2 separate regions of the Mus musculus genome follow, and region 1 is linked to region 2. The links are chromatin loops, found by intact Hi-C in ENCODE. Cell type or tissue: left cerebral cortex. All regions are shown on one strand. Links, peaks and the distances in the headings refer to the core of each region. The heading gives the core; the rest is flanking DNA.

The links. Peaks named below come from ENCODE experiments on the same cell type or tissue, not always from the same donor. Only the 100,000 strongest peaks of a DNase experiment are listed, where the experiment ranks them.
Region 1: it touches region 2 in a loop (2.3-fold over the local background); 2 of 42 quality-filtered maps call a loop at or near these places.

Annotation. Positions count from the first base shown.
Region 1 is chr1:76,813,090-76,830,215 of GRCm38, reverse strand. No RefSeq gene overlaps it. Among named protein-coding and RNA genes, the nearest start is that of Mir6343, 310 kb to the right of the region's middle. In left cerebral cortex, for the core only: no CTCF peak of the experiment used is centred there; a DNase peak (open chromatin) is centred at 8,392.
Region 2 is chr1:76,500,589-76,517,714 of GRCm38, reverse strand. Mir6343 (microRNA 6343) reads right to left here and starts at 8,155; the gene lies at 8,072-8,155. It overlaps Gm17751 (predicted gene, 17751), which reads right to left. Exons shown (of 5, transcript NR_038013.1): 5 at 15,687-17,126. In left cerebral cortex, for the core only: a CTCF peak has its summit at 7,759; DNase peaks (open chromatin) are centred at 4,120, 5,399, 8,030 and 8,681; H3K27ac peaks cover 432 bases.

The DNA of each region.
Region 1 (17,126 bases), core at 5,368-13,367, 310 kb before region 2:
TTATGGGCACCAAGTATTTAGCACACACATTGTCTCTCCTCATTCTCCCCCCACCCCATCTCTCAGCTGACATGAGCTGTGAGGAGTGGACATGTTAGGTGTTTAAAAGCATCTGGATATTTAGGAAACCCCAGACCCCAAATATCAAAACAAATCTTTAAATGAGAACCTCAGTTCTGAGCCATTTATTTTTAACTCTGGTTGACTTTTTTTCTCTCTTATTAAACAGATTTTTAGCCTCTGTGGCCAGCATTTGTGCACAGGAAGGAATTCAATTATTGACATGCATGGAGGAGTTTTAGCATTGGGCCCTGGATATCAGCCAATGAAATTAGTCATCTCGAAAGGTAACTGAGGGTACTCTTGGCCTCAGGGTTGCAAAAGTAGTTGTGTGTGCAAACGGATTACTGAACTAATTTTGGAAAATAATAACAATAGCTCTTGCTAACATTTATTGAATTCTAACTATGAATCATGCAATCAAAATTAATTTATGTTGTTTCATTTACCAGTATAACTTTATGTGTTGGGAACTGTTTTTGACATTTTATAGTTAAGGGGGAAAACTCTAGTCTAGAGTATTCAAACAACTTACTTACACAACGCCATAGAAACCAAGCGCAGCAAAGCTGAGATTTGAGTCACAGATCCAACCTAGTTGGCCCTTATATCCTGTCTTTTATGCTGTACCATCAAAGCAGACATATAAAGCCTGCACTACCCAAATGGAGTGAATGCAAGTCACAGAGGAAGAAGTTTATCTCTCCCTTTCTTCTTTTGTATCCATACCCAGAGCCCAGAGAAAATCATGTACCCATGATTTCCTGTGTTGACTTTCAGGGTCACCTCCTCTTGTCTTTCTTGGCATCTCTTCTCTTCCATGTGAGTAACAGAATGGTGAAGCCTGCAGGCATGTAGGTGTGAGATCTTGTGAAGGATTGTGGGAGGTATACAAACTGTTTTATGTTCTCTGCAGGAAGAAACAGCACTGAACCCTGTGGTGATCAAAGGACTGCATGGAAGACTGGGAACAGAATTCACGGAGGTGGGGAGAGAAACCTAGTAAACAAGCAGGGATACAGATGTATCCTGAGCTAAACCCCAGAACGCAATTAAACACCAACAGCTCCTTTGGAACTGACACAGGGATCATAATCCTTTACAGTAGAATGGTGGGTTCGAGTTACAGGTATGACAGGGTCCAAATAGGTATCATGTGTGTTCCTGCTGGTTTACAATGACTTGTCTTCTCAAGACAGAGATAGCATAGTACTTTGACAACTTAAGGCATTGATTTGGGAGTAACCATTGAGAGCTTATTGTATTCTCTCTTTCAAAAGTAAATTCTCAAAGAAATCAATTTACTAAAAATAAAAGACACTGAAGATACATGTCCATAGTTTTCTGTGAACATCATACATTATGTCTATAAAGTTTTTAATTTGCCTAATAAAATTGTGTTTGCTAAGAAGTTTAACATATGCCTACCCATAATGAACACAGTTAATGTGAGATTGTAGGTGGAAAAACACTGTTCCTAAATCGTTTATACTGAGCTAAACCCTCAGAAGCAATTGGCTGGAGAGGACACTTGCATCTTAAGAATATTCCATGGGATAGAGACATTATACCTCATATGTACACCAGAGTGACAGTCTTACCCCAACTAAAGTCATCCTGCCCATCTGCAATAAAATTTCCATTTTCCCAGGCCAGGCACACAGACTAAACATTCAACAGTTGTATGCACTCAGCAGTCTCAGGACTTTGGGGGGTGGGTGGGTGTTTAAGGAATCACCCTAGAGCCAATTCATCTTCATGCTTCAAAGACTTCTCATTGAGAAGTACTCCAAATGTTTGTAACTATTTTAAGATTAGTTTTCTTCTGGAAGTTTAAATGTAAACTCAAACAAATGTTTTCTGATCATTTTTGCTTTAACGAGCTTAAAGTTCACCTCATGTTCTGACTGTAGGTTTCAAACATAAATGGATTTTTTTTTTTTTACTTCTGTAACTTTTAAAATACTTTTGAAGGGCTTCCCTCTTCCAGCTCTTCCTCTGACATTGTTTGATAGGTTGTTTGATAGGCAAAGTCATTTAAAAGATAAATTGAATAGTTTTTTTTTTCCGGTTTCCATTATAAGAAGTCCATCTTTGAGACAGAACAGAGACTGAGGGAATAGCTAACCAATGATTGACTCAACTTGAGACCCATCTCATGGGAAAGAGCTAACCCCTGACACTATAAATGATACTCTGAAGCTTGCAGACAGGAGCCTAGAACAACTGTCTCCTGAGAGGTTTCATTCAGCAACTACTGGAAACAGATGAAGAAACCTATGGCCAAACATTGGGCAAAACTTGGAGAATCTTGTAGAAGAGTGGTAGGAAGGATGGAGCGAACCAGATGGGTCAAGTATACCACAGGACCTACAGAGTCAACTAACCTCGGCACATGGGGGCTCACAGAGACTGAACCACCAACCAAAGAGGATACATGAGCTATGTCTCCTATATATAAGTAGCAGATGTGCAGGTTGGTCTTCATGTATGTCCTGTAACAACTGGAGCAGGGGATGTCTCCAACTCTGTTTCCTACCTTTGTATTCCTTTCCCCTTTCTGGGCTGCCTTATCTGGATTGAGTGGGATCAAAGTCCTACTTCAAATTGATGTGCCAGGGTGGGTTGATACTCAGAGAAGGCCTTCCCTTCTCTGATGAGATGGGAAAGAGAGAATGGGCAGAAAGGCAAGTAAGGGTGAGACTGGGAGGATAGGAGGGAGGGGGAGCTGCGATTGGGGTGTAAAGTTAATAGATAAATTAATGAAAAAAATCCATCTTGGAGTTGTTTTATAGAGAAAGGGTCTATCGTTGTAAGCTAGCATGAAAACATAGGTACAGTAGAGAGAGTTGTTCTATTATTGTTCCTCACATTCTGTTTATATGGCTCAGGTGAATCATTCTTTATTTGGCTTTGGTGATCATTTCTTTTTCTAAAACTTTCTACTGGTATTGGCAAAATTATAGTAAGAGTTTCTCTTATGACCTTCAAGGAAAAAATTACCCATGTATTAGGATAATCTAAAATTGTTGTTCTCATAATAAAATATTGCCTAGGCACAAGTCCCTTCTGGTCCACTCCAGCACCGGAGTGCCTTGCCAGTGGGGTCTGCGGACACCTGCAAGGACCCACACAGGATCCCCCATGGGATCCTAAGACCTCTGGTGAGTTGAACACATCTTCTGCCAGGAGGCAGGTTAGAACACCAGATATCTGGGCACCTTCCCTGCAAGAGGAGAGCTTGCCTGCAGAGAGTACTATGACCACTGAAACTAAGGAGAGAGCTAGTCTCCCAGGTCTGTTGATAGAGGCAAACTTAATCACCTGAGGAACAAGCTCTAACCAGAGACAACTATAACAACTAGCTTCAGAGATTACGAGATGGCAAAAGGCAAACGTAAGAATCCTACTAACAGAAATCAAGACAACTCACCATCGTCAGAAAGCAGCACCCCCATCCCACCTAGTCCTGGGCACCCCAACACACCCAACAAGCTACACCCAGATTTAAAAGCATAACTCATGATGATGGTAGAGGACATCAAAAAGGACTTTGGCCTTTCTCTACACAAAGAATAAACAGGCTGAGAAAGAAATTAGGGAAACAACACCCTTCTCAATAGTCACAAATAATATAAAATATCTTGGCGTGACTCTAACTAAGGAAGTGAAAGATCTGTATGATAAGAACTTCAAGTCTCTGAAGAAAGAAATTAAAGATCTCAGAAAATGGAAAGATCTCCCATGCTCATGGATTGGCAGGATCAACATTGTAAAAACGGCTATCTTGCAAAAAGCAATCTACAGATTCAAACAATCCCCATCAAAATTCCAACTCAATTCTTCAACAAATTAGAAAGAGCAATCTGCAAATTCATCTGGAATAACAAAAAACCGAGGATAGCAAAAACTCTTCTCAAGGATAAAAGAACCTCTGGTGGAATCACCATGCCTGACCTAAAGCTTTACTACAGAGCAATTGTGATAAAAACTGCATGGTCCTGGTATAGTGACAGACAAGTAGACCAATGGAATAGAATTGAAGACTCAGAAATGAACCCACACACCTATGGTTACTTGATCTTCGACAAGGGAGGTAAAAACATCCAGTGGAAGAAAGACAGCATTTTCAACAATTGGTGCTGGCACAACTGGTGGTTATCATGTAGAAGAATGGGAATTGATCCATTCCTATCTCCTTGTACTAAGGTCAAATCTAAGTGGATCAAGGAACTTCACATAAAACCAGAAACACTGAAACTTATAGAGGAGAAAGTGGGGAAAAGCCTCGAAGATATGGGTACAAGGGAAAAATTCCTGAATAGAATAGCAATGGCTTGTGCTATAAGATCGAGAATCGATAAATGGGACCTCATAAAGTTGCAAAGATTCTGCAAGGCAAAAGACACTGTCAATAAGACAAAAAGACCACCAATAGATTGGGAAAGAATCTTTACCTATCCCAAATCAGATAGGGGACTAATATCCAATATATATAAAGAACTCAAGAAGGTGGACTCCAGAAAATCAAATAACCCCATTAAAAATGGGGCTTAGAGATGAACAAAGAATTCTCACCTGAGGAATACCGAATAGCAGAGAAGCACCTGAAAAAATGTTCAACATCCTTAATCATCAGGGAAATGCAAATCAAAACAACCCTGAGATTCCACCTCACACTGGTCAGAATGGCTAAGATCAAAAATTCAGGTGACAGCAGATGCTGGCAAGGATGTGGAGAAAGAGGAACACTCCCCCATTTTTGGTGGGATTGCAAGCTTTTACAACCACTCTGGAAATCAGTCTGGCGGTTCCTCAGAAAATTGGACATAGTACTACCGGAGAATCCAGCAATACCTCTCCTGGGCATATATCCAGAAGATGTCCCAACCGGTAAAAAGAACACATGCTCCACTATGTTCATAGCAGCCTTATTTATAATAGCCAGAAGCTGGAAAGAACCCAGATGCCCCTCAACACAGGAATGGATACAGAAAATGTATATTTACACAATGGAGTACTACTCAGCTATTAAAAAGAATGAATTTATGAAATTCCTAGGCAAATGGATGGACCTGGAGGGCATCATCCTGAGTGAGGTAACCTAATCACAAAGGAACTCACACAATATGTACTCACTGATAAGTGGATATTAGCCCAAAACCTAGGATACCCAAGATATAAGATACAATTTGCTAAACGCATGAAACTCAAGAAGAACGAAGACCAAAGTGTAGACACTTTGCTCCTTCTTAGAATTGGGAACAAAACACCCATGGAAGGAGTTACAGAGACAAACTTTGGAGCTGTGAGGAAAGGAATGACCACCTAGTGATTGCCATATCCAGGGATCCATCCCATAATCAGCTTCCAAACACTGGCACCATTGCATACACTAGCAAGATTTTGCTGAAAGGACCCAGATATAGCTGTCTCTTGTGAGACTATGCTGGGGCCTAGCAAACACAGAAGTGGATGCTCACAGTCAGCTATTGGATGGATCACAGGGCCCCCAATGGAGGAGCTAGAGAAAGTACCCAAGGAGCTAAAGGGAACTGCAACCCTATAGGTGGAACAACAGTATGAACTAACCAGTACCCCGGAGCTCTTGTCTCTAGCTGCATATGTATCAAAAGAGAATCCCATTGGACTTGCAAACTTTATATGCCCCAGTACAGGGGAACGCCAGGGCCACAAAGGGGGAGTGGGTGGGTAGGGGAGTTGGGGGGGGGTGGGTATGGGGGATTTTGGGGATAGCATTGGAAATGTAACTGAGGAAGATACCTAATAAAAAATTTGAAAAAATAAAATATTGCCTAAATAATTTGTTATAAGAAGTATATTATAAAAGATGTATAGTAGCACATACCTATAATATGATTACTTGGAGGCTGAGCAGAAGGATCATTGTTCAAGACCAGAAAAAAGGGCTGATGTTTAAGCAATGTGATTTTAAGAGAACCAAAGGAAGTGATAGTCTGGCCAAACAGCAACCAATTTCTCTTTTTTGAATACTGCTGCAGCCTTCATTGTGGTTTCAGGACAGCCCAGAGATGCAGCATAAGAGAGATGAAACCCCATCAGAAGCCCTGCTGCAAGGACATATGTGCTGTTCTACCTGATGCCTCCAAGGATGCCCTGGCTTCACCACCCATCTTCTCACCGACATGCACTTCCCTTATTTCACCTTTCTTGATTCTATACCCTCTCTTCTACTATCCAATATGAACATCTAGTCGATAGCTTGTGGACCTTATTGAGAAATTAGGTTTCCAACTTGTAATGTGTGATCAAATATGACTTCAGAAACATCTGCTCTACAGGACACTTAACATAGTGAGACATTAATAAATTGACCAAGGACTTTTAATCCTTGACAAGGATCATTGGAGATTGCTGAATAGTCAGTCTGATATAATTGGTAAGTCCTGAGGTTGACTTCTGACTTCCACATGTGTTGGCACACATACACACACATACATGCATGTGCACTGACACACACATGCACACAGAGGAGAGTGTGCAAGTGTTAACCTCAATACATGTATACTTATCAAACATCATCTAATCACTGCATATATTACTGCATGTATTGTGTGTGTGTGTGCGTGTGTGTGTGTGTGTGTGTGTGTGTGTGTGTGTGTGTGTTCAGGAATGGTGTAGTTAGTTCTCAAAAGATACCTTTGAGTAGTCATTTCTCTTATTTGTACCTGTTTTCCTGGGATGAAATTCAGTCACCAGGTTTCTGTAGCAAGAACCTTTTACCCACTGAGACATCTCACTGGCCCCAAAGACACTATTTCCAAGTGGACAGAAAAAGGATAAAATGGTACAAAGCAGAATCTTTTGGCTGTCAGAATCAATGCTTTATTTATTATTTAACCCCAAAACATCTTTTCCAAAGAGGGAGTACATGTTTTCATGGAAGGCCATGCTAACAGGAAGAATATTTGCTCTCCTGCCCAGTCCACAGTAAACGACACTTTCGCCCTTTGTAAGAGGATTTCTTTTGCTTTATTTTAGTTAAAGTAAACTGTGCTGATCCCTTGAGCTCTGAGCCTTCCTTTGCCCTGTGGCTCAACAAAGGGGCCCCTTGAACAGGGCAGTGCATGCAAAGAGGAGGGTAAAAACATAGGAAAGTAGAACATAAGGCAAGACCAGGGCTATATGCAGTGTGGGGATTACTGGCCAGAGAAGACAGTTGAAGTAGAGGGTTCTGTGGTAACTCAGAAGAACAATTCTAGAATATTAAGTGTATTAGATGAACAATATCAGAGAGGACTGCTGACAGGAGTCACTGCCATTTTTGTGACTGAATTTTTGACACAGGTGCCACCATTATTACTTTTTCAGGTCTGCTCTAGAGGCTTGCACCTCAGTCTGGTAGTATTTGAGAGGTCTCCAGCTGTCGTCTGAAATCGCTGACAAGACAGATGTAGTGGTTTTTTTTTTAGTGACCAGAACTTTTTTTTTTAAAATTAGGTATTTTCTTCATTTACATTTCCAATGCTCTTATCAACTTAACAGGGTTTAGAATCACCACAGAAGCAAGCTTTCAGGCCTCTCTGAGGGGCTTCTGGATTAGGCTGATGGTGGTGGAGGAAACCACCCTAACTGTGCCTGGCTCCATTCCATCGGTAGCATCTGAACGGAGTAAAATGGAGGGAGAGATCTGGGCATGGCATTCACTGCTTTCTACATCTCAGGGGGAAGCACTGAGAGCAGCTGCTTCACTCTCCTCTTGACAGACATAACTAACTACCAGTCACAGGGACAGTGCCCTTGAACTGTGAGCCAAAACCAACACTTCCTCAACCTGCTTGTGCCTTGCATTTTTTCAAAGCAATAAGGAGAATAATACAGCAGGAAGTGCAAGCAAAGTCTGCTTGTCTTAGTTTTCTTAGCATCAGTGCTGAGCAGGAATAAAGTGTCTGAGACCCCCACTGGACATAATCCCCTGTTAACGTTCAACTAAATTCTCCATGAACATGGATATTACAAAAATCTAACTTATGTTGTCATTTATACTCTATGGTATTGTCTTCCCGAGGACTTTTCAGTCCTTTTAAAACTTGTTTCCCTCATTATGAACTTAAGAGATACTATGTAAATTTCCCCAGATTCAGCCCAGAATGCGGTTACCAGAGTACATAATCTTCAGTGCTCTGGTGCTGAAAGGAAACATATCATTCTAAAATTAGCAATGGCATTTCACTAAAGAGTAAGCCTCATACGGTTTCACAGATGACTTAAAACTTTTGTCTCTAAAATGCTTACAGCCCATAACCTGAATGTCAAGTTTCACAGTGTGGTATAACTGCTTTCCTAACACAAAATAGAAACCTGTGAAAATGTGGAGGTGTGACAGATTGCGGTGCAACATTTACAAGTTCTTCCCTTAGTTAGGATACAGTCTTTCCATTCATAACTTGAGCAAACCCCTTAGGCTTCTCCTGTTGAGCCAGTGTGCAGTTGCTCAATAGAATGAAACGTCCATAAAAATAGTATATTTGTATTTGGGGCAACCTTGGATGATGTTTGATAGGTATACATGTATTGGGGTTAACACATGCGCATTCTCCTCTGTGTGTCAGTGCACATGCATGTATGTGTGTGTATGTGTGCCAACACATGCAGAGGTCAGAAGTCAACCTCAGGACTCACCAATTATATCAGACAGACTATTCAGCAATCTCCAATAATCCTTGTCTCTAGTTCCTTACAACTATAAGCATATTCTACTCTACGCAGATCTTTTAAAAATTAATACCTTTATTAATTATTTTAAAATTTCAATGTGTTTTAGTCTTCCTTTTACCCTCTTCTATCCTCACTTAGATCCACTCCACCTCTTACCCACCAGCCTCATGTTCTTCCCCTCCCCCATTTTATTAACTAATAATGTCCAATTTGTGCTTGGACACCCACTACTCCTTTTGAACACCTCTGGTCTAACTTGGAGCATGATGGATTTACCAGGAGTCATAGCCCTAAAGAAAATACACCCAGGTTTTATGTGAGATTCAATGATTGAATTAAGGTCTTCACTCTTATACACCTTGCACTTTACCAGCTGAACCATTTACCCTGCTCCCAAAAGTGCCAGATTAAGAAATAAAATTAGACTGTTCACCAACCATAATAAATGTACACGTGGAATAACAAAATAACGGGAATTACATTTGTATTTTGAATTGTTTTAAATGTAGTATTAAGCTATTTTCAATGTAGTATTAAACCTAATATTTAGGTTTAGCACATATTTAATACAAACTCTAACTTGATCCTAAACCAAGTGAAGCCAAGTTGTGACCCTTGGTGTATTGCCAAAGAAATAAACTTTGCTCAAGTGAATGGCAAGTGCGTTTATATAAACACAAGTGCTTTTGTATTTACTTAGTACCACTGAACCCAGGGACTCTGCCCTGAGTTTACCTAATGCTTCCTATAAGGTATTCACAGTTCAACTCCTGCCTTTTGTTACAGATATTACTTCCTACTGGTGAAATCACATACTAAGGAATTATCTCTGTAGTTCAGCCCACACAGTAAATCTCTGGTTTGCTATCTCTCAGTCTTCCTCAGTCTCAAGCACTTCAAAGCTAGATATGACCTCAAAGTTAAATACCAATTATTATTTGTGTTTATTAGATGGAGCTCACCCATGAAGAAAGCTAGCATAGTAGCTTTGCACTTAATCTTTTTGATAAGATTATACACTATAGAATTTGAATACATCTTTATAAAGATTTATGCTACTTTCCAGAATCTCCAGATGTCTCCCTGTATTCTTGCATCTTAACCCCGACTTATAATTTAGAAGCTTTGTTGGTATCTTGCTTCCGGTCCTGACAAACAGAGATGGAGAATTCAGTGGTGGGTTCTTTCACTTTCTCATAATAGCAGAGCCTCTAACAGTTCTCACGCTGGTGAATAAGGAAAGATTTCTTGGCTGAGGAAATAACTATTGGAACAATAATGATGAAACTGGTACTTCTTTTTATCAGCAATTAATTGAAAACCAGATGCCAGGTGGGACATTTGCACTTCCCACAGTCCTGGCAGCAGAAAGTGTTTATGAAAGATGTCCCACTTATAGTTACAAAGGCCAATAGAACAGGTGCACTTGAGCCAAGTTTGAAAAAAACAACAACAAAAAAAGAAACTACAGTTCATATCAGGACAACAGTATTCTCTAGGCTAACTAGAGAAAATATGGTACTGGAAAGAAAAACTGAATTTCTATTTTTTTTTCAGGTTTCAACTTTAGTGTAGAATATTTGGTCACTTTGTCTTGGGATGGTGAGTGTTTTCCATTTAACAGAATCTAGAATCACTCAGAACACAGGTCTCTAGGCACTCCTGTTGAAGGTTATCATAGTAGCCTTGACTGAGGTTGGAGGATATACCCTCTGTAGTTGGAGCTGTGATCCTTGACTGTATAAAGGGAGAATGAGAGCTGGGTAGAAATTCATACACTTGGGTTTCTGTTGGTGGCTGTGATGGGTACAGCTACTTGAAGATTCTGTGATCTGGATGTCCCTATTATGGTGCACTGTACTCTTAAACTGGAAGCCAGAATAAACCCTTCCTATCCCAAGCTGCTTGTGTCAGAGTATTTTATCAAGGTAGTAGGGAAAGAAATAGAGACCGTCATCCTAGCAACTTCACATCAAGCAACAGGAAAATCTATAATACGCTTGAATAATAATGTTTAGCTATTCTCGAAGTCACGGCTGATGATTCTAGAATCCTAAGGTTTTAAAATTAATCCAGTATATAGCAAATAATGTGCACATAGATTATTTGGAACAGATAGATAATGAATCAATTAAATGGAAATACAAACAAATATACATATGTACAAGTCTTCATAAAAGACATTGACTATCCTTTTTATGTAAAATTTTCTATAGATCTATCATTTCACATAATAAAGTAGCTGCAAAGAAATTCCAAGTTAATAAAGTGCAAACATCAGAATGTCTATGGGATAAATAATTAGCCTTTGTTGTGACTTAGACATTCAATTAAAAGATGAGGTTAATGAAAACAGTCCTGGATAGACTAGACCTATACAAAAAATTATAAATCTCAAGTAAAATGTTTGACAAGGTATGGAAAATAAAGAGTGAAGATATATTTCCCAACATGTGTGTCTATCATAAAATTCTAAATTTTATTGGTTAATATATAGAATAAATGAAATATCTTGAACTTCTAGGTAGAGCAATAAGACAACAAAAGGAGATCAAGTGGATGCAAATTGGAAAGGAAGAATTCAATGTATCACTATTCGAGGATGATATGGTTATATACATAAACAACCCAAAAAATTCTACCAGAGAACTCCTACAGCTGATAAACACCTTCAGCAAAGTGACTGGATACAAAATTAACTCAAGAAATCAATAGTCTTCTTTTATACAAAAACAAAACAAAACAAAACAAAACAAAACAAAAAACAAAAACAAAAAAACCAAAAAAAAAAAAAAAAAAAACCAGGCAGAAAGAATTGAGGGAAACACCACCATTTGCAATAACCACAAATAATATAACATATCTTGGTGTAACTCTAACCAAGCAAGTGAAAGCTCTGTATGCCAAGAACTTCAAGTCCTTGAAGAAAGAAATTGAAGAAGCTATAAGAAATGGAAAGATCTCCCATGCTCATAGATCCGTAGGATTAGCATAGTGAAAATGGCCATGCTACCAAAAGCAATCTAAGATTCAATGCAGTCCTTATCAAAATTCTAACACAAGTTTTTATAGACCTTGAAAGAACAATTTTCAACTTCATATGGAAAAACAAAAAACCCAGGATAGCAAAAACAATCCTGTGCATTAAAAGAACTTCTGGAGGAATTGCCATTCCTGACCTCAAGCTGTACTTCAGAGCAATAGTGATAAAACAAACAAACAAACAAACAACAAACCACATGGTATTGGTCCAGAGACAGACAGACAGGTTGATCAATGGAATTGAACTTAGACCCAGAAATAAACCCACACTCATATGGACACTTGATTTTTGACAAAGAAGCCAAAACCATACAGTGGGAAAAAAGGGAGCACCATTAACAAATGTTGCTGGTCTAACTGGAAGTCTGCATGTAGAACAATACAAGTTATTCCATATTTGTCACACTGCACAAAGTTCAAGCCCAAGTGGATCAAGGTCTTCAACATAAAACAAGATAGACTAAATCTCATAGAGATAGTGGGAAATAACCTTGAACACATTGGTACAGAAGACAGTTTCCTAACAGAACACCTGTGTCTCAGACTGTAAGACCAACAATTGATAAATAGGACCTCATGAAACTGAAAAGCTTCTATAAAGCAAAGGATACTTTCAGTTGGACAAAAAAAGTAGCCTACAAATTCAGAAAGGATCTTCACTAACCTTACATGTGGCAGAGGGCTAATATCCCAAATACATAAAACTCAAGATGTTAGACTCCAAGAAACCCAATAACTTAACTTAAAAAATGGGTTGCAGAGCTAATCAGAGAATTTTCAACAAAGGAAACTCAAATAGCCAAGAAGCACTTAAAGAAGTGGTCAGCATCCGTAATGATCAGGGAAATGCAAATCAGAACAACCCTGAGAATCCACTTTCCACCAATCAGAATGGCTAAGAGCAAAGATTCAAGCGACAGCACATGTTGGTGAGGATTTGGAAAGAGGAACACTCCTCCATTGCTGGTGGGATTGCAAGCTTGTACAACCACTCTGGAAATCAATCTGGAGGTTTCTCAGAAAATTGGAAATAGTTTTACCAAAGACCCAGCTATACCATTTCTGAGCATATACCCAAAAGATGTTCCACCATATCACAATGACACTTGATCCACTATTTTCATAGCAGCTTTATTTGTAATACCAGAAACTGGAAACAACCCAGATATCTCTCAACCAAAAAATAGATACAGAAAATAATGTGGTTTATTTATACAATGGAATACTATTCAGCTATTAAAAACAAGGGCATCATGAATTTTGCAGACATATAGATGGAAGGAGGAAATATCATCCTGAGCAAGGTAACCCAAACCTCAAAGGACATGAATGGTATATAATCACTGATAAGGAGATATAGCCATAAAGCATAGAATACTCATGATAAACTCCACAGACTCCCAAAAATTAAATAAGAAGGAAGGCTCAAGTGATAATGTTGAATCACACCTTAGAAGGGGAAACAAAACAGTCATAGGAGGTAGAGGGAGGGAGAGAAGTGAGTGGAAGAGGGAAGTGGAAGGGAATAGGGAAAGCAGGCATGGAGAGAGACAGGAGAGATACCAAGAGTGTCAAGAGAACGAATGGAATTCTGCACCTGCCAGTGGTATGGGCTTGGGGGAATCTTTAGAAAGTCCTGAGATGGGGGAGGCTCCCAGGCGTCAATGTGAGCAACCTTTACCTAGATGCCTAACAGTGGGGACATGCAACCTAAAGAAGATACCTCCTATACCAGGTAGGACTTCCAATGGAGAGATAAGGACCACAGCCCTTATAAATGAATGAATGAATGAATGAATGAATGAATGAATAAATAAATAAATAAATTGGAACTCGTCCCATGGGCAAGCATCAATTCCTGACATTATAAGTGACTCTGTTATGCTTGCAGACAGGAGCCTAGCATAACTGTCCTCTGAGATGCTTTATTGAGCAGCTGACTGAAACAGATGCAGAAATCCACAGATAAACATAGGACTGAGGTCAGGGACTCTTATGGAAGAGCTGGGGGAATAATTGAAGGCCCTGATGAGGATGGGAACCCCACAGGATGACCAATAGAGTCAACTAACCTGGACCCCTGGGAGTTCTCAGAAACCAATCCACCAACCAAAGAACACACACGGGGTGGAATAAGGCCTGCAGCACATATGTAGCAGATGTGCAGCTCAGTCTCCATGTGGGCCTCCCAACAACTGGAGTGGAGACTCTCCCTAAAGCTCTAGCTTCATTGTGACATCGTTTCACCAACAGGGAGGGCTGCCTTATCTGGCCCCAGTGAAAGAGGATGCACCTAATCTGGCAGACTTGATGAGCCAGGGTTGGGAGATACTCAGTGGAGGAGCATCCTCTCAGAGAAGAAGGGGAGGGAGATGTAGGAAGGGTCTCAGTGAGGGGGAACCAGGAGAGGGCCAGCCCTTGAGATGTTAATTAATCAATTAATAAGAAATTTTGATGATGGGAGAAAATGTACAGAGGAGAAGTAAACTAGGTCTATTCAAAATAATATAATTAGATAATATAAATCCTGTGATTAGAAATAGCCAGTTATTTTTTCATACTCTGCTAGATACCAGGAAGTTCCAAATGAAGATGCTGGTAGTAGATCCTGTGACTGTTTAGGCTCCCCTCCTTCTTCAAAGTTGTGTCCTAGTTTATCAGGAGTGACTGAGCTCCCTCAAACTTCCCTTATGAAGGCACTAGCCCCATTCACAAAGGCTTAGCCTTCAGTCATTTCTTAAAGTCCTTACCTCCTAATGCCAGGATCTCAGAGATAGGATTTTAATGAAGGACTTCTGGGGACACATACATTTAGATTGCAGAAAAAGATAAATTTCACTCAAGGATGTTTATAAAAAAAAGATTGACCATTGCTTTAAAATTAGAGAGAAAAAAGTGGAGATTTTTTTTTCACCGGATATTTTAAAAATGCAGTGATTAAAGCAATCTGTTGCTACAGTAGAGTACTAGATCAGTGAAGTTAAATGCAAAACACACACATTCACACACAAGAGTAAATATATAATTAGTTCATATTTATCTATCAGCTATCTCATAAATACATTTCATGAATACAGAAATATTTATAGCTCTAATGAATATGTGTACATGTGATTAGAAGTACATTACTAATATATAAAAATAGATATAGCATATTAATGAAACATGATATTTTATAAAAATACTTCTAAAAATTCAGTATATATGTAATAAAAATTTCAAACATTGGTGGAAAATGTGCTACTTAATAGGTATTATGGAAAATCAGGTTATGTACTATGTATTATTATATTCTAAAAAAAATTGTATTTATATGCTAATAATTAAACAATAAATATCATGCATGTGAATACATAATTATTCTATTTAGAGATGATTTATTTGATAAGCATAAAATAATAAAAATTATAATAAAAGAATGCCTGAATTTTCAAAAGATACCTAAAAAATACCAAAAAACTTTGAAAATGTAATTCATAAATATTTGTATGATCAACATACAAAGACCTTATGGAAAATATCCCAAATGAAAAATATTCTCCCTTTAAAATCTAAGTAGATAATTCACAAGAGCAAATACATAAGAAGAATCAAATACATGACTTATTTTGAGTATGTCATAGAAATTTCATTTTCTTTTTTTGGGGGGGGGGAGGGAGGAAAGGGTTTATTTGGCTTACACTTCCATGTTGCTGTTCATCACCAAAGGAAGTCAGGACTGGAACTCAAGCAGGTCAGAAAGCAGGAGCTGATGCAGAAGCCATGGAGGGATGTTCCTTACTGGCTTGCTTCTCCTGGCTTGCTCAGCCTGCTCTCTTATCCAACCAAGACTACCAGCCCAGAGATGGTCCCACCCACCAGGGGCCTTTCCTCCTTGATCACTAATTGAGAAAATGCCTTACAGCTGGATCTCATGGAGGCATTTCCTCAACTGAAGCTCCTTTCTCTGCGGTAACTCCAGCTGTGTCAAGTTGACACAAAACTAGCCAGTACAATTGACCCCTTGTCAACTTGACACACAAACACATCACTAGTAAGCTTCAACCCTTACATTCTTATTCATCCCCAAGGTCTAAATAACTTTAAACATCCCACAGTCTTTACATATTCTTAAATTTTCAATCTCTTTAAAATATCCATCTCTTTTAAAATCCAAAGTCTTTTTACAATTAAAAGTCTCTTAACTGTGGGCTCCACTAAAATAGTTTCTTCCTTCAAGAGGGAAAATATCAGGGCACAATCACAATCAAAAGCAAAAATCAATCTCCAACCATCCAATGTCTAGGATCCAACTCACAATCTTTCGGGCTCCTCCAAGGGCTTGGGTCACTTCTCCAACCATGCCCTTTGTAGCACACGCACCATCCTCTAGGCTCCAGATACCTGTCCTCCACTTCTGCTGCTGCTCTTGGTGGCATCTCATGGTGCTGGCATCTCCAAAACACTGCATGACCCCTTCAGTCCTGGGCCGAAATTTCATTTTCAAGTCAGATAGTTTTTCCCCAAACAAATTTCTAAATATTTCAAATATTAATGTTAAACTAAATATATATATATATATATATCATATATTACATATTTATATACTATATATTTTATATAAACAACACATAAATATTTAATATTCAATGAAATATATTGACAAATGTTTAATTAAATATCAATAAATACACATGTATATTAATGTTTTATATGGTATAGATAAGCATTTGGGTATGTACTGTCTTCCTTAAATTTGTTTACAAGGTTTCTTCAGAATCTTATGTATATTCAGTATAATATTCTAGAATAATAACGCTACTTTCTTAGAGGTGTGGATATACATCTAAAAATATTCACAAACAATAGCAAAGGATACATATGGATATATTAAATAAGTTAAAGAAAGGATTTTTCAATACTTGAAGTCATTCTAACAAACAATCACTTGTGATATCATATTGAGTCAAGAAAAGACAACATTAAAATTATATATATGTTAATGAATTTTTACTGGATAGTTTATTTATTTACATTTCAAATTTTATCCCCTTTCCCGGTTTCCTCTCTGCAAACCCCCTATCCCATCTCCCCTGCCCCTGCTTCTGTGAGGGTGCTCCCCCTCCCATCCACCCACTCCTGCCTATATTTAGAGAAAATGTTGCCTCTGCACACTTGATCAAGAAAATGAGCAGGAAGCAACTTACATGACAGAAGTGCAATTGGTCTCATTGTTCATTTTCAACTTCTTTTTATGTATTTCTGTTTTCTGTGTTTTCCAAAATTGAGATTTATTATACTTTTTAAAGAAAACATCATAACAAATATGAAAAACATTAGAGAAA
Region 2 (17,126 bases), core at 3,735-11,734:
GTCAAGGAAGCAATAAAGAAAGAGATTAAAGACTTTTTAGAGTTTAATGAAAATGAAGCCACAACATACCCCAATTTATAGGATACAATGAAAGCAGTCCTAAGAGGAAAATTCATAGCTCTGAATGCCTCCAAAAAGAAACTGGAGAGAACATACACTAGCAGCTTGACAGCACATCTAAGAACTCTATAACAAAGGAAGCAAATTCACTGAAGAGGAGCAGGAAATAAGCAAACTCAAGGCTGAAATCAACCAAGTGGAAACAAAATGAATCAACCAAACCAAGAACTACTTCTTTGAGGAAAATCAACAAAACAGATAAACCCTTAGCCAGACTAACTAGAGGGCACAGGGACAGTATCCTAATTAACAAAATCAGAAATGAAAAGCGAGACATAACAACAGATCTGAGGAAATCCAAAAAATCATCAGATCCTACTACAAAAGCCTATACTCAACACAACTAGGAAACATAGATGAAATGGACAATTTTCTAGACAGATACCAGGTACCAAAGTTATTTCAAGATCAGATTAATGAGCTAAACAGTCCCATATCCCCTAAAGAAATAGAAGCAGTCATTAATAGTCTCCCAACCAAAAAAAAAAAAAAAAAAAAAAAAAAGTCCAGGACCAGATGGATTTAGTGCAGAGTTCTATCAGACTTTCAAAGAAAACCTAATTTCAATACTCATCAAACTATTCCAAAAAAGAAAAACAGAAGTTGCTCCAACATATAATAAGGACACATGATCCACTATGTTCATATCAGCCTTATTTATAATAGCCAGAAGCTGGAAAGAACCCAGATGTCCCTCAACACAGGAATGGATTGAGAAAATGTGGTACATTTACACAATGGAGTACTACTCAGCTATTAAAAACAATGAATTTATGAAATTCTTTGGCAAATGGATGTATCTGGAGGATATCATCCTGAGTGAGGTAACAAAAGAACACACATGACATGCACTTACTGATAAGTGGATATTATCCCAGAAGCGCAGAATACCCAAGGTACAATTTGCAAAACAGATGAAACTCAAGAAGAAGGAAAACCAAAGTGTCGATATTTTGATCCTTTTTAGAAGGGGGAACAAAATACCCATGGAAGGAGATACAGAGACAAAGTGTAAAGCAGCGACTGAAGGAAGGACCATCCAGAGACTGTCCCACCTGAGGATCCATTCCATAAACAATCACCAAATCCAGACAGTATTGCAGATGCCAACAAGAGCTTGCTGACAGGAGCCTGATATAGCTGTTTCCTGAGAGGCTCTTTCAGTGCCTGACAAATACAGAAATGGATGCTCACAGCCATCCATTGGGTGGAGCACAGGGTCCCCAATGGAGGACATAGAGAAAGTATCAAATGAGCTGAAGGGGTTTGCACCCCCATAGGAAGAACAACAATACGAACTAACCAGTACCCCCAGAGCTCCCTGGGACTAAACCTCTAATCAAAAAAAGCACATGGTGGGACTCATGGCTTTAGCTGCATATGTATCAGAGGATGGCCTAATAGGTCATCAATGGGAGGAGATTTGTTCTGCAAATGTTCTATGCCCCAGTATAGGGGAATGCAGGGCCAGGAAGTGGAAGTGGGAGGGTTGGTGAGCAGGCAGATGTGGGAGCAGGTAGGGGATTTTCAGAAGGGAAACTAGGAAAGGGACTTATATTTGAAATGTAAATAAAGATAATATCTAATAAAAAATTACACAGTTAAAAAAGATATAAAAATGGAAGGTAGTTTTCTTACTTTGTGTCAGCAGTAAATTAAAACTTTATTTTGAATTAGGAAATACACAAAGGCTCTAGGTTGGATCTGCCCTGTGGGCATCATATAAGCCCCTCAGCAAGTTGCAGTCCTACTGTCGAGTGAAGTCGTATCAATGTGAATGATCAGAGACATATTCTCATATTGCATCACCAACTTCTAGTGTCAGGAGTGGGGTGGTGACAGCTGAATCCTTTGTGATAACATCATGGCTTTTATCACTAGGCTACTTCCCCCATACCCTAATGCTGGCTCTTGACATCCATATCTCTAGCATTCCCAACAGTTGTCTAAGTCACTTATGCCTTGGAATAAATTCTTTTCTGTTTAACACACATAAAGTTATGTTTTCTTCCCAGAACCAATCTTCAAATGAAGTAGGTAATTATTGAGACAATTATTTTAGTCCACAAAGAAGAAAATTTTATCAACTTCCTGATTTTTCCATCTGTATTAGTTACCTTTCTGTTGCTGTGATAAAATACCATGGAAAAGGCAACATACAGAAGAAAAGTTTTATTTTGTCTTATGGATCCAGAAGGATAAGAGTTCATCATGACTGGTAGCTATGGTAACAATTGCCCAAGCACAGAAGGAGAAATGGATGCCAAGAAATAGAGAAATGGATCCTATGCTTCAAAAATAAAGCAGAGAAAGACAACTAGAAGCAGGCAAAATGCTTTTCTCAAAACCTGTTCCCAGAGATGTATTTCCTCCATCAAGATTGCACCACCTAAAGCTCTCTAAACAGTGCCACCAACTGGAGGCAAAGATTCAAATGCCTGATACTACAGAGGACATTTCTGATTCAAAGTATTACAGACCCAAAGGTTTGTGACTGGGTTGGTATCCACCTCGAGAGGCCATTTAGAGGCTGAATAACCCAGAGAGCTAGGATAGAAACTGATTTCTAATGATATTCTGCTATACTCATAGATTGGTGCCTAGTCTAATTGCCAGCAGAGAGGTTTCACCCAGCAACTGATGGAAACAGACACAGATAACCACAGCCAAACATTAAAGGAGCTAGGAGAATTCTGCCAAAGAGAGGAAGAAGGATTGTAGGAGTCAGAGGGGTCAAGGACACCATAAGAAAACCCACAGAATCAACCAACCTGAGTTTACAGAGGCTCCCAGAGACTGAACCAACAACCAGGGAAACTGTGTAGGACTGACATAGGCCCTTTACATATATGTTACAATTGAGTAGCTTTGTCTTCTTGTGGTACTCTTAACAGTAGGATCAGGGGCTGTCTCTAACTCTAACTTTTGTCTGATTTCCTCCTATTCCAAGCCTCAGTACTAGGAGAGGTGCCTAGTCTTATTGCAAGTTGATAACCCATTGTTGCTTAATATCCATTGCAGGCCTGCTCTTTCCTGAAAAGAAATTGAGGAGGAGTGGATGAGGGTAGAGGGGAGGAACTAGGGGGAAAGGAGGGAAGGGAAACTGTAGTCAGGATGTAAAAATAAAGAGAGGAGGGTGGGGAGAAAGAGAGAAAAGGAAGAAAGGAAGAGAGAAAGAAAGAAAGAAAGAAAGAAAGAAAGAGAGAGAGAGAGAGAGAAAGGAAGAAGAAGAAGAAGAAGAAGAAGAAGAAGAAGAAGAAGAAGAAGAAGAAGAAGAAGAAGAAGAAGAAGAAGCAGCAGCAGCAGCAGCAGCAGCAGCAGCAGCAGCAGCAGCAGTGGAGGAAGAGGAGGAAGAGGAGGAGGGAGGGAGGAAGACAGAAAGATGAGTATATATATATATATATATATATATATATTAGTTTTAAAAATACTACAAAGCACATCAATATTTTGTGTGTTAGTTTTAAAAGCTAAAAGCTAAAGAAATAATAAGAAGAAAAATCTGTTAACCAGTACTTACCTCTTCTTGGCTCCAAAACAGAGGTAGAGGTTTTATTGAATATACACATCCTTTTAGATAACTGTATATGCCACTTTAGAGGTCTTCTGTTTTTCTCCTTCACACAGATTTCAATATCCAATTTTCTTTTAAGAGTGTAACAAATGCATTGACATTTTTCCTACACACACACACACACACACACACACACACACACACAAATGGTTTGAAGATTAATTGAATATTTTTTATTTTGATCAGCAGAAATCATTGCAAACTAATCCAAAATCTAAAATTGTTAGTGCCATATGTGCCATTGATTTCCATCTTGCCAATTAAATAAAGGTTACCGCCTGGGTGCTTCAAAGATTGCCTCTCTCCCTAGGCACCATCCACAGTGATTCAACTTCGCCAGGGTGCTCCTGCTGGTTGTCCTCAGATTCCCTCTCTAGGGAATGAATGGCAAGCATGGTGCCTTCTGGGAAGTCTACACTTAAGGAATGACATAATTGCTTGTGAGTAGAACCCCAGTTTGCTCACTAGAAATGCTTGTTTCTTTTGCTTCCCTAAAGCTGCAAGGATTATTCAACAAATATTTACTGAGCACCTATGATAGTCCAGGCATTAGGCCAGCCATGAGAAATGCTATGAAAAACAAGATCTGAGGCTATGTTTAGTCCTCTGGAGAATTTGAGCTTGAGCCGATGGTTACATATCTAGTTTTAGCACAGCATGGTTATATCTATGAATGGAATGTTATCTGGTACCAGAGGCAGAATAATGTGGAGGGGAAGAGATACCTGAGTGGCCACATAGAGAAGCAAGTGGCTCCTGGACCCAAAAAAGGAGAGAACATCAATGGGTGGGAGGTCTGTTGAGGTTCCTAGAGGAAGTGACTGGTTGTAATTGGGGCTGGGTATAACCACGACGCATGTATAGAATTTTCGATGAATAAATAAAACCCCAAACCAATGACAAACATCTGAGCTATGACAGGAATATGAGACAAATCTAACCCTGTCCTGGAAAATTCTAAGACTTTATTGAACTGCTATAGAAGGAATAGGGGTAAATTTGATGACTCCTGGGTGCCCATTTATGCTAAGTGTTTCTGTGAAGGTGTTTTAAGTAAGACGCCATTTGATTTGGGAAGTTGAGAAAGTTAGATTGTCCTCATGATATATACAGGCCTCTTCCAAAGTTAAAGATGTAATAAAGAAAATGAGCTAGCTGTCCTCTCTAGTAGCAAGGAGTACCTCTTGCCTGACTGCTTTTGAAATGAGGCATTGGTTGTTTATCTTTATACTGAGCCTCAAGCTTGCCAGAGGCAGATCTTAGGCCTTGACAGGTTACACTCTTCTGAGAGCCAGTTCTTTATAGTGATTCTTCATGCCTTTACATAGTGCTATTGTTCTATGACTGTGGGACCATCCCAAGTAACACAAGTAGGTTGTCTTAAGAAATGGTTATATAACAAAAAACAGGACTAGTCAGTAGATCCTGAAGGTCGTTTCCAAATATTAAGAACAACATCTGTTATATAACATTCTGATGGTTGTAATGGAGGGAGGCTATCTGCTTCCTGCTTATTTCTTGAGTTCTAAGACTTGAACCTGAATGTAGTTCATTTATCCTGATGTCCCTTTACACAGCAGGTGCCACTGCTGTCCTCAAATTGCAGAAACAGGATTGAGGCATGGACGAGTAGCTTGCCTAGAGTGGCATAGCCAGAAACCAGCAGGACACTGAGTGGAGCCAGACAATCACACCTCCAGGCTTTCATCCTCTCACTGTTTGAGGATATTGCACTTGACTCTGCAAGCATCTCCAAGCTCATAGCTATAGCTTCACTTTGTCATTTTAGATAAGCAAGTCTGTTTGGAGGATGAAGGTAAAACTTAGACAATAGGAGTGGAGGGCACTGAAGACAGCTAAGTGGAGACATGGGTGAGAAAAACACCCAGCCTAGGATAGTAGTCCCTGCAAAGGAAAACAGTTGAGGATCCAAAGCTGGTCACCACAACCATAATTTGTAAATATTCAGATCCTGAGGATCAGAAGGAGAAGGTAACCCAGAGTGAACATAACGAGTGAACTAAGATGCATCTTGAGGGAAAAGGGTAAGACAGGGGAGATCGGGGTCAGGAAAATACATTTTAGAACTGACATTGTTTTCTGGGACAGCCCAAACAAGTTAGCACTAGCTGGGTGATTTATAACCATAGAAATATACTCTTGCACTGCTCCAGAGACAAAATAAATACTAGAAATCAAATTGTCAGCACAACTACCCTCTGTCAAGAGGCTCTGCATAGAATTCATCCCCTGCCCTTTTTGGCTTCTGGCACTTCACCATTGCTTGGCAATTCTTGGCTGTGGATCTCTTCACTGTAGTCTTTGGTTCCCTCTCCTCCTTACCCCCAGGAGTACATGTGTATTAAATCATTCTCTACCTCTCATTATAAGCACACTTTGAAAACACTTCCAGGCTATCTCAACATCCTTATTTAACCACATCTATTGAGATTTCCAAATTAGAGTCCCAGGATTAGAGTCGCTTAAATTTGTTTGGCCATTATTCAACCTACTATAGGAGTCATCTGAATATGAAATATTGATAAGGAAGGACAATCATTGCCCAGGGTGAAAGACAGCAGATAGAAATCTCAGTGGAGAGCAGTGGTGGTGCATGCCTTTAATCACAGCACTTGGGAGGCAGAGGCAGGCAGATTTCTGAGTTCAAGGCCAGCCTGGTCTACAGAGTGAGTTCCAGGACAGCCAGGAACACAGAGAAGCCCTGTCTCAAAAAAAGAAAAAAGAAAAAGAAAGAGAAAAAGAAAAATGAAAAGAAAAAGAAAAAGAAAAGGAAAAGGAAAAAGAAAAAGAAAGAGAAAAAGAAAAAGAAAAAGGGAAGGAAGGAAGGAAGGAAGGAAGGAAGGAAGGAAGGAAGGAAGAAAGAAAGAAAGAAAGAAAGAAAGAAAGAAAGAAAGAAAGAAAGAAAGAAAGAAAGATCTCAGTGGAGAAGGAATTCAAACCCTGCTTGATGCTACATGAGTTGTCTTAGTCACTATTTTATTGCTGAGAAGACACATCATGACCAAAGAAAGCATTTATCTAAGGGCTTGTTTACAGTTTCGGTGATTTAGTCCATTATCACCATGGCGGGGAGCATGGTGATATTCATAGTGCTGGAGCAGTAGCTGAGAGATACATCTTAATCCATAGGCAGAGAGAGAGAGAGAGAGAGAGAGAGAGAGAGAGAGAGAGAGAGAGAGAGAGAGAGGGAGGGAGGGAGGGAGGGAGGGAGGGAGGGAGGGAGGGAGGGAGGGAGGGAGGCAGGGAGAGACTGGACTGTTGTGAACTCTTGAAACTTCAAAGTCAGCACACTGACACACTTTTTCCATCAAGGCCACACCTCCTAATCCTTCTCAAATAGTACCACTCTACAATGACCAGGCCTTCAAATATATGAGTCTATAGTGGCCACTCAGATTTGAACCACCACATAAGTGTACCTAACCACATTGCCCTGTCTTTTGGACATCATTTGCTCTGGTGTTAAATGGCTAGAGTTTGACATGATTTTCCTTTAAGTAGAAAATATTAAGTATATATTTCACTACATGTATACAGAGTCTCTTGTAGGCTGTAATTATTTAATAATAATTACAGAATAATTGCTTAAATAAAAATATTAATATATAAAGATAAATCCAAGACAAAATTACCCATAATACTGACATTGTACCAAGTGTATGATTTCCATTGTATAGCAGTTTCTAGTAATGTCTATATTTGGCCACAATTCCACTGAATTTTCTAATACATGTTTATTTTGAAACATCATCATTAGGGCTTCAGAGATGGGTCAGAGATTAAAAGTGCTTATTATGCTTACAGAGATGAGGGTTTGATCCCAAGTACCCTCAGGGCACCTCATAAAACACTGATTGTAACTCCAGTTCCAGAAGATCCAATACTATCTTCCAAACATTTTAAATATAATCATGGTGGTATTGCATCTTGCTTTGTTTTTTCAACCAGCCTTTACTCCCTACCTTGCCCAAGCTGCTACACTGTCATTGTACTCCATGTGTGAGGCGCCCCTACTGTTGAGTGATGACAGCTCTCAATTGCAGAAGGAATCCACCTGGAGGGTTTCTGGTGAGTTTTTCTATTCTAAACTTAAGAATATAATTCCTACAGAGATGAAAAAGAGATTGGCAAGAAGATACTTAAGGGGACTTCTCATGAATCTCTTATTTTTAGGTAAAGCTTGAAATAATACTAGAGAGTTAAACTATGTTCTATATTCAATTTGTTCAACTTCCCACTCGAGCCACGTCTCAACAGTCGCTGCCCTGAGGATGAAATCACACTCAGTCATATCTGCTTTAAGCCACATTGACATCATTTTCCACAGCATAAAATAACTGCTAGGATGAAGTCTTAGTGTCAGTCAGCTCCTACTTTACATAGAAGTGGAGAACATAATGCCAGGCTGCCCCACTTTTCTGCAATAAATAGCTATCTGAATATAACTGGAAAATTCTGAGACATTCTAGGAAAGCTATTTATTCAACTTGGTCTTTTTTTCCCCCCTTTGAGTAGACTTTCTCCTTAAATAACCTCATAGTCCTTGTAACATGATAATACCTATACCAAATCTCCTATTTCTTTATCAGAACCATGACTACCACCATTTTCTGCTCCCCCCCCCCCGCACCTCTCACGCACACACACATACACACACACACACACACACACACACACACACACACACACACACACAAACTGATTGGATTTTCAAGGTATGTTATAATCCATTTTGCTCAGTACATTTGAACTCTACCACCACTATAATTAGCCTTTACCACCCCTCCTCTTCAGTATGAAGCCAACTTGAAATGATCACTCTTACATATTTTGCCCCATGAAAAAGAAAATACAGAAATGTAAAACATGAAATCTAGAATACTGACTGTCTGCTGTGGAGCTAGATCTCCTCTGTGCAGGGGCTTGATGATATCACTTACTTATGGCCCACACAGGTGCAGAGCTGCCTCCGCACAATGCTCAGCATGCCACAGACTGACACAAGCCAACTCATCCTTTGTTTTGTGTCTGTAGTCAGATGATATTTTTCTGATGTTCAAAAGTTGTGGGTAACTAATTTAACATCACTCTTGCTCAATTCCATCATGCATTGAAAAAAATGGATGGAGATCATGGTGCCAAGCTCATGTTAAGAGGGCAGCATCAAATGGACCATGTGGGAAGCAAGAGAGTGTTCAGTGTGTCTTACTAATACTGCAGCTCATTATTTTATGGAGCAGTTTGGTTTTCTCTCCTGATTGTGCCATTTTACCAGGATATCTGTGAAGACAGATTGCTCTGAGCCCCTATCCATCTGTAGAAGCATTCATTAGACATATTTTCCTGACCTGGTACATGCTCACCCTGCATTACCCTGTTGTAGCAGAGGGAAAATCCAAGTTGCCTAGTGAGACCATGTTATACGTGAAGGTATTTGATAAATTGGGAATCCAATTATAATCCAGAGCTGATGAAGGTGGCTTGCCAATTCAGGGGTAGGCATTGAGGCCCCAATGATAGGGAGGCCCATGTTAGGAAACTGGGGTGTATACCAGTCTCCCAACAAGCAGAGTAAAGCCAACAGCTTCTGAACCTCCATCCTAGCATGCAAGAGGAGACTGCTTGGCACTGTGTTAGTTCTCAGCTTCCCCGGGATGACCTGACCTTTCAATTTTACTTCTCTGTTTATCTTTACTGTGTATCTTTGGAAGCTGTGATGCCAACCTAACAGACCTCAGCAGCAGATTCATTTTCAATTGCATAAAGGGCGAAATGAGGAGCGGTAGAGCTGTGGAAAATATGAAAAGTATCTTAGATTTAGAGTATAACTTAAAAATAATAATCTTTGTCCTTACAGCACCCAGTTTTCATATCTTCAGATTCAAAATCTTCCTCAAATGTGGAAAGCTGGGATCTAGAAAGATAAAATGTGTTTTACCCAGGAAGAATTTGAATTACCCTATTCTGAGAAATCCCTTAAGGACTTTATTATATGATTTGCTATCTGCATTAATTCAATTAGCTACATCATTGATCACGTTAACAGTGCAATCTATGCAAATGGCCAATCTTTACCAAATCATAATCTGAATTTAAATTATGTAAGGCTCTGGAGTTTGATATGTCATCTCAATTTTTACCCATAATAAACCTCCAATCTGATTACTACAATGCATGTATGTATATTATGAACAGGTACAGTAAGTAGTGTGTTAATGTGAGAGGTTTATGTTCAAAACAAATAGATCAAAATGGCTACAGAGCTGGCAAGTGGCAGATGGGGAACTTGAAGTCAACACTTGTGATTCTCCATCCCATATTCCCCCAGAGCCAGTTTATTTGGAGGGAAGGAATAACTCATGATGGGGGGGGGGTCTAGTCATGATCATAGAGGTAGACTATCTAGAAATTGATACATGCCAGTCTGGGGAAGAAACCCAAACCATCATGGACAAGGCTTTAGAGCAATTTGGTGGCTATTGGGTTTAGCTATTATCAGTACTATTGTGATCCAGGTTTCTTTGGACCAAAAATCTGGTGAAACAAAATTTAGAATTTACTTTTGTTTTCCAGGGTGTAACCATGTTTTCCCAAATTAGTTTATGGCTATAAGAATACTAAATGCAAACTTAAGTATGTAGGCCCTTTCTAAGAATTGTATTCTCGTGGGTACTAAAGATTAACTATTATCCAATTTTTTTTTCAGAAGACAAAAATGTAAAAAGGAAGCCTATGAGAATACCTGAGACCAATATCTATTTCTGCAAACACTTCTTATGTTTTAATAATAATGCCTTAGAAATAGATTAAAAGCAGGTGCTTGCGGGAGAAAGGTTAAATACAAAACTAAATTTACTATGCCTGAACATTGTCAGCCAGTGATATTAATTTACTCTTACAGACACAACTTTAAAAAGTTACATTAACTATGACATGTTGCTCTAATCAGCACAACGTTATTGCCTATATCTTGGCATTCATCTTTGCTAAGAGGTGTTCACGATTTTATATTTTAATTTTGTTTATTAGCTCAATTGTATGTAAGTGAAAAACAGTAAAATCTGGGGGAATTACAGACACCATACTTCTCTTTTTCCTCCTGCTGCAGCTTGTTTACAGTTGGATCTGAGGTATGAGTAGTCACATGGGAATAGGCCGGAAACAGGGTAGCCAAGGTCCTTTCTTTCTCTTCTCGCATACCAAACACCTTTAAAATTACAACTTCAAGTTCACGCCAACATGGCAACTCCTAAAGGTCTACTCTTCTCATGGGTTCTACTTTTAGTCCCCAGAAATTGCTCTTGGAATATCACCTTGATTTCCCAGGATGCTACGTGATGTGACAAAGGGCAGACAGAAGGACATGAGTGTAAAGCCTCCGTTGTCATTCACTTTTCCTAGCTCTCTCTTGAGTTCTCTCACTCTCTCACTCCCCTTCCCACCCTCCCTCCTCCAATTCCTACCCCTCTCCCCATGTATACATTCAGAGTAGAAGTCTAAGTATTTATCCATGCATTTGTCAGTTATTTCAGTTTTAAAAGAGTGATCCAACACACAAATCCACCCTTGTTTTACTGACTACTGGTCTATGCTGTGTAATATGTGTCTATGTAAATGTGCATTAAGAAGTGGGTATGTCCCTTAAGCTTCAACTTACTCCATTTAGAAGATATATAGTCCACACCCCCGGAACTCAGGACAGAAATTCCAATCGTCAAACTAGCTCCTCACTTGTTCTAAGAATTGATTCTTTTTCCTAACACTGAAGTCCTTTCTTGCTGTGTTGTTTCACGGCTACTGCCCATCAAAATAGTGCCTCTACAAATTGATATGTTCTAATCCACACAGAGAGAACTTAAAAAGAAAAGCAGAAACTTCACAGATTTCAAATTAAAATGGGAAAGTCCCCAAAAAGCAACAATAAATTACCAGCAACTCTAGGTCTATCATGTGCTGAGACATAGGCAAAGCCCTTTATACAGGTAAAATGCCGTGGGTAAAAACAGCAATTCAGACAGTTGGCTGTTCTGTCCTGGATCGCACAGAAAGGACACAGAGCATGAGCTGGGATCTCTCCAGGTCCAATGCCCATGCTCTTTCCCTTGGATAGGGTGAGGACTTCTCAAATAATATTATCATATATTTCATATTTGTTATTTTCTCCCAGCATTACAAGGAAAGTCTTCAGTTGTAGAAAAAATAAATGGCACAGCTAGTTAAGTACTTGTAAAGCCATTGTGATATGTACTGAGTTCCTCTCTGAGACTGAGACTATAGCAACACATCAAACCTCAGATCTCACATTCATGGCATTTCTCCTCTGGCCAATAGACACACATATGAAAGCTGTAACATGGATGCTGAGTATACCAACAACAAAATCAGGCTTTAGCTCCTGACAGCTCAGTTACAGAGACAGAACATGAATGCATGCAGTAAGGAGAAAAGAGGATCTTGTTTAGCTTTAAGGCCAGCTAATCTCTATCAGAATAGGCATGAATCAATCCAGTTGGAAACCCATCCCAGATCTACCAACTGGCCACATTGTCTTTCCTATTCTGTACCTCTAGGCTAATAAGCCATATTTTCTTGCTTTGGAAGCAAGTCTTTCCCAATGAGTTTTTGGGAAGCTCATAATGCCACCCCCAGACCTGCTGGCACCAGAGGAAGACATAGCAGCTCCAATCTGCTCTTTCCTTTCAGGCATCCTAATTGGAAGTCCTGCCTAGAACACATGGGCAGAGCAGGAGCCAAGAGAAGAACAAAGGACACTTGCTCCAAGTGTTCCTTCCCAAGCTTATCAAGGATCTTGGGTTCAATTGAGAGATTCAACAGTGTAAAGTGCTGATTGGAGAATGGACAGCATGCAGTGAATGTCATGTCTTAGGCAAGCCCTGGGCATGAGAAAAGAAAGGTTGCCTGCAGCAATTTTAGAGGAAACTAAAATAGAAGCTAAGAGATAAAGATAAAATGGATCAATGAAAATTAGGGGGTGAGAAAGCCATACCTCTGGGCCTTCCTACCCAATGCCTCCCTAAGATTTAAAAATGCTGAAGGATACTAAGGCTTTTATTTCCCTACCATTACCCCATAAATATATGAAGGCCATGTGTACCTATTATCCTAAGAGCACTGAGGCATAAGTCTGGATCTTGCAAGCCAAGGTCTAATGTAAATTTGTTAGTTACTTGCCTTAGTCAGGATTTCTATTGCTGTGACAAAACACCACAACCAAAAAGCACATTGGGGCCAGGCGGCAGTGACACATGCCTTTAATCCCAGCACTAAGGAAACAGAAGCAGGCAGAAATCTGTTAGTTTGAGGCTACCCTGGTCTACAGAGCGAGTTTCAGGACAGCTAAGGCTGCACAAAGAAACCCTATCTCAAAAACAAACAAACAAACAAACAAACAAATGAACAAAACAAAAGCATACTGGGAATGAAAGAGTTTATTTGGCTTATACTTCCATATTGGTATTCATCATTAATGAAAATCAGGACAGGAACTCAAACAGAGACGGAACCTGAAAGCAAGAGCTGATGCAGAGCCCGTGGAGGGGGTGCTGCTTAGTGGCTTCTCAGATCTTTCTCAGCCTGCTTTTATATAGAACCCAGAACCACCATCCTAGGAATAGCACTACCTACAGTGGGCTGGGCCCTCTCTCATTGATCCTAATTTTGAAAATACCCTTCAGCTGGATCTTATTGAAGCCATTTTCTCAGGTGACGTTCCCTCCTTTTAGATAACTCTACCTTACGTTGGCATATACTAACCAACAAACTAGTCTTGAAGATATATTGTTATATAAGAAGTCCTGATTTTCCCTATTGTAAAATTGGGCACATAGAGTGGGCTATAGCCAGGCCCTTTCTTGTGTCTAAGGACTCCATTTTTTTATTTTTCAGCTCTCTTATTCTTTAAAAATGGCATGCGTATAGTAGTAGTAATGTACTATTGTCTTTGAAAACAATAATTTGCTCTGATTTTCAAAGGGATCCCCGATGTTGAGGAAAATATCCACGAACTGATGAACACTAAGATCCCTTCTAGTGTCCAAGAGGTTTTTATGTTGACATGTGGTTCCCTATTGGAAATCAGAAATTAGAACAAAGGAATTCACTTGCGCAGTCTCTAGGAAAGTAGCCATAGTCTCTAGACTGTAAAACTTTCCCTCAATATCTAGTCCACCTTACTTCCAGCATAGGGAGATCTTTGTTACAAGGTTGTATTTGGAGTGCTGAATTTCTTAGTTTCTCTATCACTGACCCTCTTAAGACCATCATGTTGGTTTCCCAGTAACCTATATATTCTCCATTCCTCTTGGTCCCCATTAAAGAAGTACAAATCTAAGTTATCATTATAGAATGTCATGTACTACATATTCCTTGGGAAAGTTGAGTGCTATAATGCAAAATCTGATCAACAAGGGGCTGAGAAGATGACTAAATCATTAAAGGACTATTTGCACAAGCACGAGGACCTGAGTTTAATCTGTAGTACCTACATAAAAGTTGATTGTAGGCCAAAACCCCAGCTCTGAACAGCAAGCTCCAGAGATAAACTAGTCCAGTTGAATCTGTGAGTTCTGGGTTCATTGAGAGATTTTTGTCCCATATAATAAGGTTAAAAGCTACACTGGGAGACATGCAGCATTGATGTCTAGCCAGGTATCGGGTCCATCTCACAAAGTCAACCTTAGATCCAATTGTAAAATGATTGGTAATTCCCCCAACTGGCATGCCATTATTGTATTTTAAACCTCTGTTTTGATTATGTCTACTACAGTCTTTATTCTTTATTTTTATGAGTTTGTCTTAAGTATGTTTATGCACAATATGATCTTGTATAGATAAAACTCTAAAAGCTCCAACAAAACTCAGAAGTAATAAAAATTTCAGTGAAACCACAATCTACAAAATCAACTCACAAGTCAGCAATTTTCCAATATAATATATAAATAAATAAAATATATAGGAATACACTTAATGATGGAAGCAAAAATATCTACAATGAGAACTTCACATACTGATAAGAGACACCAACAATATACAAGTAAATAGAAAGATGGTCGCAATTTGCAGATGAGAAAAATCGATATTTCTAAAAAGTATCTGTATGACCCAAATGAGCATACTGTTCAATGCAATTTCCAGAAAGGAAAATGTTCAGTGTTATTCCACACAGAATTTTAAAATTCAATCTAAAAACTTAGAGGAAACTACAAAAGATTTCAAATAACCAGAGAAAATCTGAACTAAGATAGCAAAGCAGAAAGTGTCTATCCCTGAATTCCAAACTCATGACAAAGCTGTAGTAAATAAAACAGCCCGGTACTGGTATCATCATCATCAACACACACCCACACCCACATGCACACGCACATACAAACAGAATGTGGGAAACTTGTGAAACACATAAATCCCCAAACCACATTTCTTTATAATGCCCCACCAGTTATAAATACCAACTCAAAAAGTTTACTAAGGACCAAACTATGAAACTCCTGTAAGAAAATATGAGAGAAGTACTTCAAATTGATTTTTTTATATGAACCCCAAAGCACAGGAACAAACACAAAAGTTAACAATTAGAATTATGTAACACCAAAACACTTCTGCACAGCAATGGAAATATAAACAGAGTGAAGACAACAGACTTCACATGAAGGTAACAATCACAATGCTATTCTTATGACAAGGGGATCAGGGCTGGAGAGTTAGCCCCAATAAAATAGGTGTTTGTCTCCAAACTGAAGACCTGAGTTCAATCCCTGGGATCAACAAAGTGGAAGACAGAACTGATTAATGCATTAATGCAGTTTGTATTCCAGCCTCCATACACATACTGTGGCATAAGCACATGCAATGTGTGTATATATATAACATTTTATATATCCAGAATGTATAAGGAACTTAAATTCAACATAGTATGCCCCCCAAATTTTCCTACTTAAAAACAGCCAAAAGATCTGAATAAGCATTTATTTTCAAAGAGATGGTCAAATAACAACAGACATGAATAAAAATAATGTTCAACATCGTTTTGAATAATATAAAAATGAAGATCAAAATGATGAGCTTATATCTCAGTCTAGTTGAGATGGCTATGATGAAAAAGGGGGAAAGATCCTTGGGAAGTAGCTTAGTCAGTAAAATGTTTGACACAAAACCACAAAGATAAGAATTCAAAACCCCAGAAAACACTTAAATAGCCAGGTGTAACAACAAAACACTAAATAAATAAAAGTACAACAAAAGTACATTAAATTAAAATTTTTGAAGAAAAACTTTAAAGTCAGGTGCAGCTGTTCAACTACTCAGGAGGTAACAAGAGGATGGTCCCTGGACTCACTGGCCAGGCACGCCAACTAAATCAGAAGCCCCAGGTTCAGTGAGGTGGAAGAGAGCTTGAGGAAGACACTTGACTGTGACCTCCAGCCTCCATATGCATTCACACTTGCATGCACACATATACCAACTAAGTAACTAAGCAAGGAGCATTACCTGGTAAGGATGAAAAAAGAAAAAAAAAAAGGAACTAAAATTTTCTCTTCTATTAACTTTATTTTTTTATTTTTTAGATTATAATATAATTACAACATTTCTCCCTTCTCTTTCCACCCTCCAAAACCTCCCATATAGCCTTCCTATCCCTTCTTCAAATACATGGCTCCTCATGTCTGGTATTGGTGCTGTGGTTAAGTGTTCTTTGGCTCCTGGAGAAGAGTACTCTACAACTATTTCAAAGCAAAACTCCTTAAACAAACCAATAAACAAACAAACCCATAAAATCAAAGCTATCATATGAACCAACAATTCTACCACTGGGAATGTATAAAAGAAAATGAACTCACCATATCAAAAGACGTCTGAACTTCTACTCTTATTTACTATACAAAAATATGCAGGAAATGGAATTATCCTAAATGTTCACCATTCATAAATAGGTAGAAACCGGTATAATGGGTGAATATGCTATGGAATATTATTCAGCTATAAATTGAATGACATTTTGTGATTTGCAATATAATGCAAACACTCAGAGGCCATTATGTGGATTGAAGTAATTCATGTTCATACAGGCAAACACTACCCAAGTTCATTCACATGTAAGACTTCAAAGAAGTTGAGAGCAGTGTAGTGGCTACCAGAGATGGGGCAGAGAGGAACTTGGGAGACAGAGCTGGCTCATGTTACTGTTAGTTAGGTACGGTAGGTTCTGGTGAGCCCTACCACAGTAGGGAGGATATAATTAGCCACAATGCATTGTGTATCTACAAATGGCTAAAGATGGGCTTTTTGAGGTTCTGACAATAAGAAAATGATAACAGTCTAAGGTGAAAAATGGGATAACTATGTTGTGTTGATACTTCCCAGTATTAAGTACCAATTAGAACCATCACATTTTACC